2 separate regions of the Mus musculus genome follow, and region 1 is linked to region 2. Evidence: chromatin contacts called from ENCODE POLR2A ChIA-PET data. All regions are on one chromosome and are shown on one strand. The core of a region is the stretch at or near the end of the contact, and the rest is flanking DNA. Distances in the headings are between cores, read along the strand shown. Region 1 overlaps Tab1 (TGF-beta activated kinase 1/MAP3K7 binding protein 1). Region 2 holds the start of Rpl3 (ribosomal protein L3).

Evidence for each region. ChIA-PET counts read pairs that join two places held with the same protein, here RNA polymerase II (POLR2A).
Region 1: POLR2A ChIA-PET joins it to region 2 with 33 read pairs in embryonic stem cell. The contact joins the enhancer-like site here to the promoter of Rpl3 in region 2. POLR2A ChIA-PET finds 5 or more read pairs at or near these places in 3 of 5 experiments (Patski and embryonic stem cell).

Annotation. Positions count from the first base shown.
Region 1 is chr15:80,159,569-80,162,303 of GRCm38, forward strand. It overlaps Tab1 (TGF-beta activated kinase 1/MAP3K7 binding protein 1), which reads left to right. Exons shown (of 11, transcript NM_025609.3): 11 at 506-2,139. The coding sequence ends at 713. Among named protein-coding and RNA genes, the nearest start is that of Gm31253, 13 kb to the left of the region's middle. Within about 2 kb of position 1,405, at least 3 of the 3 ENCODE cell types and tissues checked have a DNase peak (open chromatin) inside an H3K27ac peak, as active enhancers do.
Region 2 is chr15:80,081,883-80,084,674 of GRCm38, forward strand. It overlaps Rpl3 (ribosomal protein L3), which reads right to left and starts at 1,524. Exons shown (of 10, transcript NM_013762.2): 1 at 1,442-1,524; 2 at 508-700. The coding sequence starts at 1,444. It overlaps Snord43 (small nucleolar RNA, C/D box 43), which reads right to left and starts at 1,024; the gene lies at 977-1,024.

The sequences.
Region 1 (2,735 bases), core at 155-2,654, 78 kb after region 2:
GCCGGATGTGGCCAATTAGAAGGGCTGGCAGGGAGGGAGTGCCCCTGTTTTCCTCTGCCTCTCCCTCTGCCTCTTTAGAGGGCCTCCATCTGTCCCCAAGTCTGTGCTGCTGCTGTTCCTGCCACCACCTCTGTGGATGGAAGGGCCTGGTAGACATCTGGGCATCCTGGGTAGCCGTGTGCTGTCCCCAGCACAATCAGCATAGCCCTCCCTCCCCACCAGGCTTCCCCAGGAAACCAGCAGCTGTGTCCACAAAGCCAAGCAGGCAAGCTTCACGCTTCTCAGCCTGACTGCCCGAGCCTCACAGATCTCCTCCCCTGGCGCTGAGTCTTATTCTGTCACCTAGGTCAGCCTGTCTTTAAAAACATCTCACCCAGCTGACTTCTGTAGGATACTGGGGAGAGAGAGAGAGGCCTGAGCCTAAAGGGCCGCTCTTTTCACCGGTGGGAAGTTGAGGGCCCCTGATGCAGCTCCCCCAGACTGACTGCTCTCTCTTCTTCTGTAGCCAGAGCCCCACTCTGACCCTGCAGTCCACCAACACGCACACCCAGAGCAGCAGCTCCAGCTCTGACGGGGGCCTCTTCCGCTCCAGACCGGCTCACTCACTTCCACCCGGAGAGGATGGCCGTGTGGAGCCCTATGTGGACTTTGCTGAGTTCTACCGACTCTGGAGCGTGGACCACGGCGAGCAGAGCGTGATGACGGCACCTTAGTCTAGCCTCAGAGTGCAGCCTGGGCACAACTTTGTGTAGACACAGAGGGCCAGTGCCAAAGCAAGACAAGCTTCCTGACCTTTGCGGGGGCCATGGAACCCTCGGGCAGTGAGTCATGACGTGCTGCAGGTTCAACCACAGCCCTGGGCTGTGGCCTGAGTACAGACTGCATTGCTGCTGGTCCACACAGGAGGCTGGAGTCCAGACCACAGGCATCCTAAGACAGGGCCAAGCGGGAAAGCTGCAGGTAGCTTACAAACCATCACGAGTGCCTCCTGACACGTTTAAAGACTAGCAAGATGCCGTCCTGTGGACCCCAGCTACCAAAGGCCAGACAGACACTGCTCCCTCAAGACTCCTCCACCTGCTTCAGCTTCCCCCGGAAGAGCTGTGGCCTCTGCGAGTGCCCGTTACCTCTGGGTGGCTATCCCCTTTCCACCTTTCAGCCCAAACTCCTAGATCCAGAGTAGCGAATAACAGGAGTGGGTGCCTGTCACTGGATGTCACTGGAAAAGTCCAGGGAAGCAGAGGGGTTATTAACAGCCACAGAGGAGCAAGACAAGGAAGTACCAGAGAGAGCTGGCCAAGGAATGCTAGTCCTGGGCTGCAGGTCAGCCAGCTGGCAGCTGAGCTAACTCAGAGAGCTGGCTTCCCAATGGGGTGCAGTTAGTAGGCCAGGCCCACCAGGCAGCTGCAGTTCTGCTTCTGCTAGATCCTGCCCTGGGGTGAGGCAGGCCAAGTCAGAAGCCAGTGCCTTCCTCCCAGCGGGTCCTGGGAAGCCAGTGATAGGGGGTGCTGAGGCAACAGACCTCACGCTGATGAGGAGGCTGCTTGGTTCCGGGCTCTGCCGAAAGAGGAGTGGGATACGGCTGTGAGAGGGCCGAGGTTGAGTCTTGCTCACCCAGAAGACCAAGGACATCAGGTGCAGTGATGCGGACGTGCAGGGAAAAGACTCTGCTGGTCAGGCCCTGACTGGGACCTGTTCACACAGAATCTCTCCCTTCAGACAGGAGGGTTACCACAGCTGCCTGCAGTGTGGCCACCCCTGTGCTCAGAGGAGAAAGGCTGGGTGCTCCTCTTACCTGAGCCCTTCCATCAGGATTAAATCTGCAGCCCTTTCCCCACTGTGTGCAGCTACTGGGCAGGGTGCCCAGTGTGGCCTGGTGGCAAAGGCCAATTCAGAGCACTTCTCAGACTCCATTTCCCTAAAGCGAGGCTGCTGGCTCCATGCTGAGGAGAAGCCCTGGGGTGATGGGAAGAAGAAGCCTTCCTGCTCTCCACTAGGAAGTCACCTCTGCCCTGCAGGTGCCCTGCAGGTGAGCAGCTCTCAGCTGGTGCACAAGGACATGGGACAAAGGAGGTCCTCCCCAAGGAATGTGGTGCTGTTTGGTCTCTAGAAATAGAACCATGTTCTTCATGCAGTAAAGATGTCATCTTGTCTATCTGTAACTTAAGCACCCAAAAGGTGGCTGCCTCCTGTTCTGCTCAGGAGGTTTGGGAGCCAGGCTTTCCGGACTGGTAAGTGGCAGTGCTGGGATTTGAACTCAGACCTCCTAGCTGCACACATCACTGCCCTCACCCACTGAACATGTGTTTTGCCACAAGCCTGCTGTCTGAGCTAAAGAAGGCAGTGGTATTCTGTTCTCCAGAGAGTGAGTCCAGGGATGGGGTGGGGTGGTAACTTCATGAGGCTTAGGTCACAGGTCAGGGCCCTTGCCCCTCCCCTGCCTCGCCCCCCCCCCCCAAGCTGGTTGGTTTTATTTGGTTGAAAGATCTCTTTAACATACCTCCTCTTTCTCATCTAAGGCCTTTACTCATCCATCTCTGGATCGCCTGCCTACAGGCTGAAAAGCTGTCTGCTTAGGAACAAAGCTGGGCTCTGTCCTCTATGGTCACTGGGTCCCCCACATCCTCCCCTCTGCTGGGCAGAGGCTCTTAGCACAGGGCTCCACATGCAGAACTCCCTACTAGTTAGGGTCTGCTACCTCTCAGGTGTCCTGAGGACTGCTGTGGCCCTCAGCT
Region 2 (2,792 bases), core at 274-2,773:
TGGGCCTTCCAGGACTGCTCTTCAGAACTGCGGGCTCTCCAACTGCAGCTTTTAACAATTGAGCCAAAGTTTCTAACCTCCACTTACTTTGCAAGGCTGCTAACAGGCACCATGCCAGGTGGTGACTATCACCACTGAAGTAGCAAAATGCCATGTGCTATCTAGACTGTCTCAAAGAGGAGCTTTATCACTAGTCTGGTTTCATGTCCAGAATACACTTGTTAAATGTGTCTACCTTTTCAGAGTACCTAGGGTTGATAACAGGCACTGGCATGGAAACAACCAACTACCCCAACAGGACTCTGCACAGGAATCTGTGTTAAATTTCGCTAGGCCAAAACACTTCTAGGCTCCCTTAGTGTGGGCACTACCACACTAAGTCAGGCTTTGTTCTAGACTTACCACAAAGCACCCCAGGATGAAGCTATTGTGCTCCTTTGGGAATTTACTGTAACTACAGGCAAAATTACACACAGCCCAAGTTGGACAAGGAAGTACTGTACATACTAGATCCTGGCCTGTCAACTTCCCGGACGATGTGGGTCATGCCAGCCTTGTAACCCAGAAAGGCTGTGAGGTGAACGGGCTTGGAAGCGTCATCCTTAGGGAAGCTCTTCACTTTCCCACGATGCCGGCTGCTGCGCTTGCGAGGCAGGAAGCCCAAGGACCCATGCCTGGGAGCTGAGAATTTCCTGTGAGACTGAGGTAAAGGGAGAGATCACAACATTGCTCTCAGTCTTCCAATCAAGCCCAAAGGAGGGTTCCACATTTAAAGGAATTGTATCAGAGGACAGACTGCAATAAGACTTCAGCTTAATGCTTTTAGTTTCCATGCCTTTCAAACACAAAACAGCTTAGTTATACTAAAACCTCGATGGGTGAACTTTCAAGAGTATCCCATGTGACTAAATGGCAACATGGCGTATCAAGATGGAGTCTAATGCAAGTCGGCCTCAAACACTCCCTCCTAAAGCCAAATCAGAACTTGACATTCAGCACAGAGTTTCTGTCCGCCCGTCAAAAGGTTCATCATTTGTGGCTTCTGAGAACTCTAGAGATGCACCTTCCACTCTTATAACATTCCAAAATGGAGACCCGACCCGATTTGCCAAATTTCTCCACTTAACCAATGCATTCCTAAAGACCTGGGCCATCCCTACCAGACTGACCACTACCCTCGAATTAAGCACAAAACAGCCCATTCCATAAGTCCCTTAGGATTACGCTGATATCAAATGGGTCGCACACAGGCCCAGGCCGGTCCCACACACATCCTCCGTAAGGCCGTTAAGGTCCCTGAATTTCCGGACGGTCGCGGCCCTCACATCGATCCCCTATTACATCCTTTCAGGATTGGCGAGCCAGGGATGGCGCCGATGGGAGGTGAATACAAGCCAGGCCCACAGGAGACCAAGTTAGAAGGCAGCATGGCCATACGTACCATCTCGCCGCCACACGCCGCAGATAGAGAGCGACCAGGAGCCAGTGCAGGCTATATAAAGCCAAGTGATGGCTCCGCCCCCTGAGCGTGCGAACGTGTTGACGCATAGGCGTCGGGTCGAAGGGCGCGCATCGAATGTCATTTTACACACATTTTTCCCGCCCACTAGGATTGACAAATAGGGTCTACGGAGAATGATTGGGTTCAAGCTTAGCGAAACGCCTCGTCGACGCTGAGGTTTAGAATGTAAAGAACTACGGCGTTCTGCAGCAGCCAAATTTCATGATAATGAAGAAAAATGGAGGCATTGTGCTTCCTCTCACTTCTAGAACGGAATCACACAGGGCTAGTCCCACACAGCAACGAAAACAACGGCGTTGAAGCAGGCTTAGTGTGAGACAACTGACTGCGTTGTTCTCGTGAGCTCTTAAGATAGACTGAATGAAACTGCTCTTTTACCTAACCAGTGATTTTGATGTGATCACCAACATTGCTCTCAGTCTTCCAATCAAGCCATGCCTTTAATGCGCCATGATTTCGGGCACATCTCCCTCAAGTCCTGTCTCTGCCAATTCAGTCTCCAGATGTCATGTCCCGTTCATATTTTGTTCTTAATTTCAGATTTACAAATGTGTGAGGTTCCCCCCCCCCCGTGTGTACGAATGTGCGCCACGGGCGTGCGTGACATTTTCAGAAGTCAAACCGGGCTGGAGAGATGGCTCAGCAGTTAAGAACACCAACTGCACTTCCAGAGGTCCTGAGTTAAATTCCCAGTGACCACATGGTGGCTCATAGCCACCTGTACTGGGATTCGATGCCCTCTTCTGATGTGTCTGGAGACAGCGACAGTGTACTCATATACATAAAATAAAAATAAATCTTTAAAAAAAAATAAGGGCTTGAGAGATAGCTCAATGGTTAAGAGCACTGACTGTTCTTCCAGATATTCTGAGTTCAATTCCCAGCAACGATATTGTGGCCTATAACCATCTGTAATGGGATCAGGTGACCTCTATACTCATATATACACTAAATAAATAAATCTAAAAAAAAAAAAAAAAAAAGTCAAAATAGTGTCAGATCCCCCTGGACCGTTGTTAATGCTGTGAACTAGACCTGGGTCCCGTGGGATGACAAGTTTTCTTAACTTCTGAACCATCTCTCCAGATCAAGATTCTTAATGAATTTATTTTTCGAACAGCAACATAGGTTTATTAAAATTTAAAAAATAATTTCTGAAAGTGGAGGAGCGCCACTTAAGAATATCTTAAATAAGCTCTTTTTAATTTTATATTTATGAGTGCTTTCCTCATTTATGCACGTGCACCACATATGTGCAGTACCGGGGAGA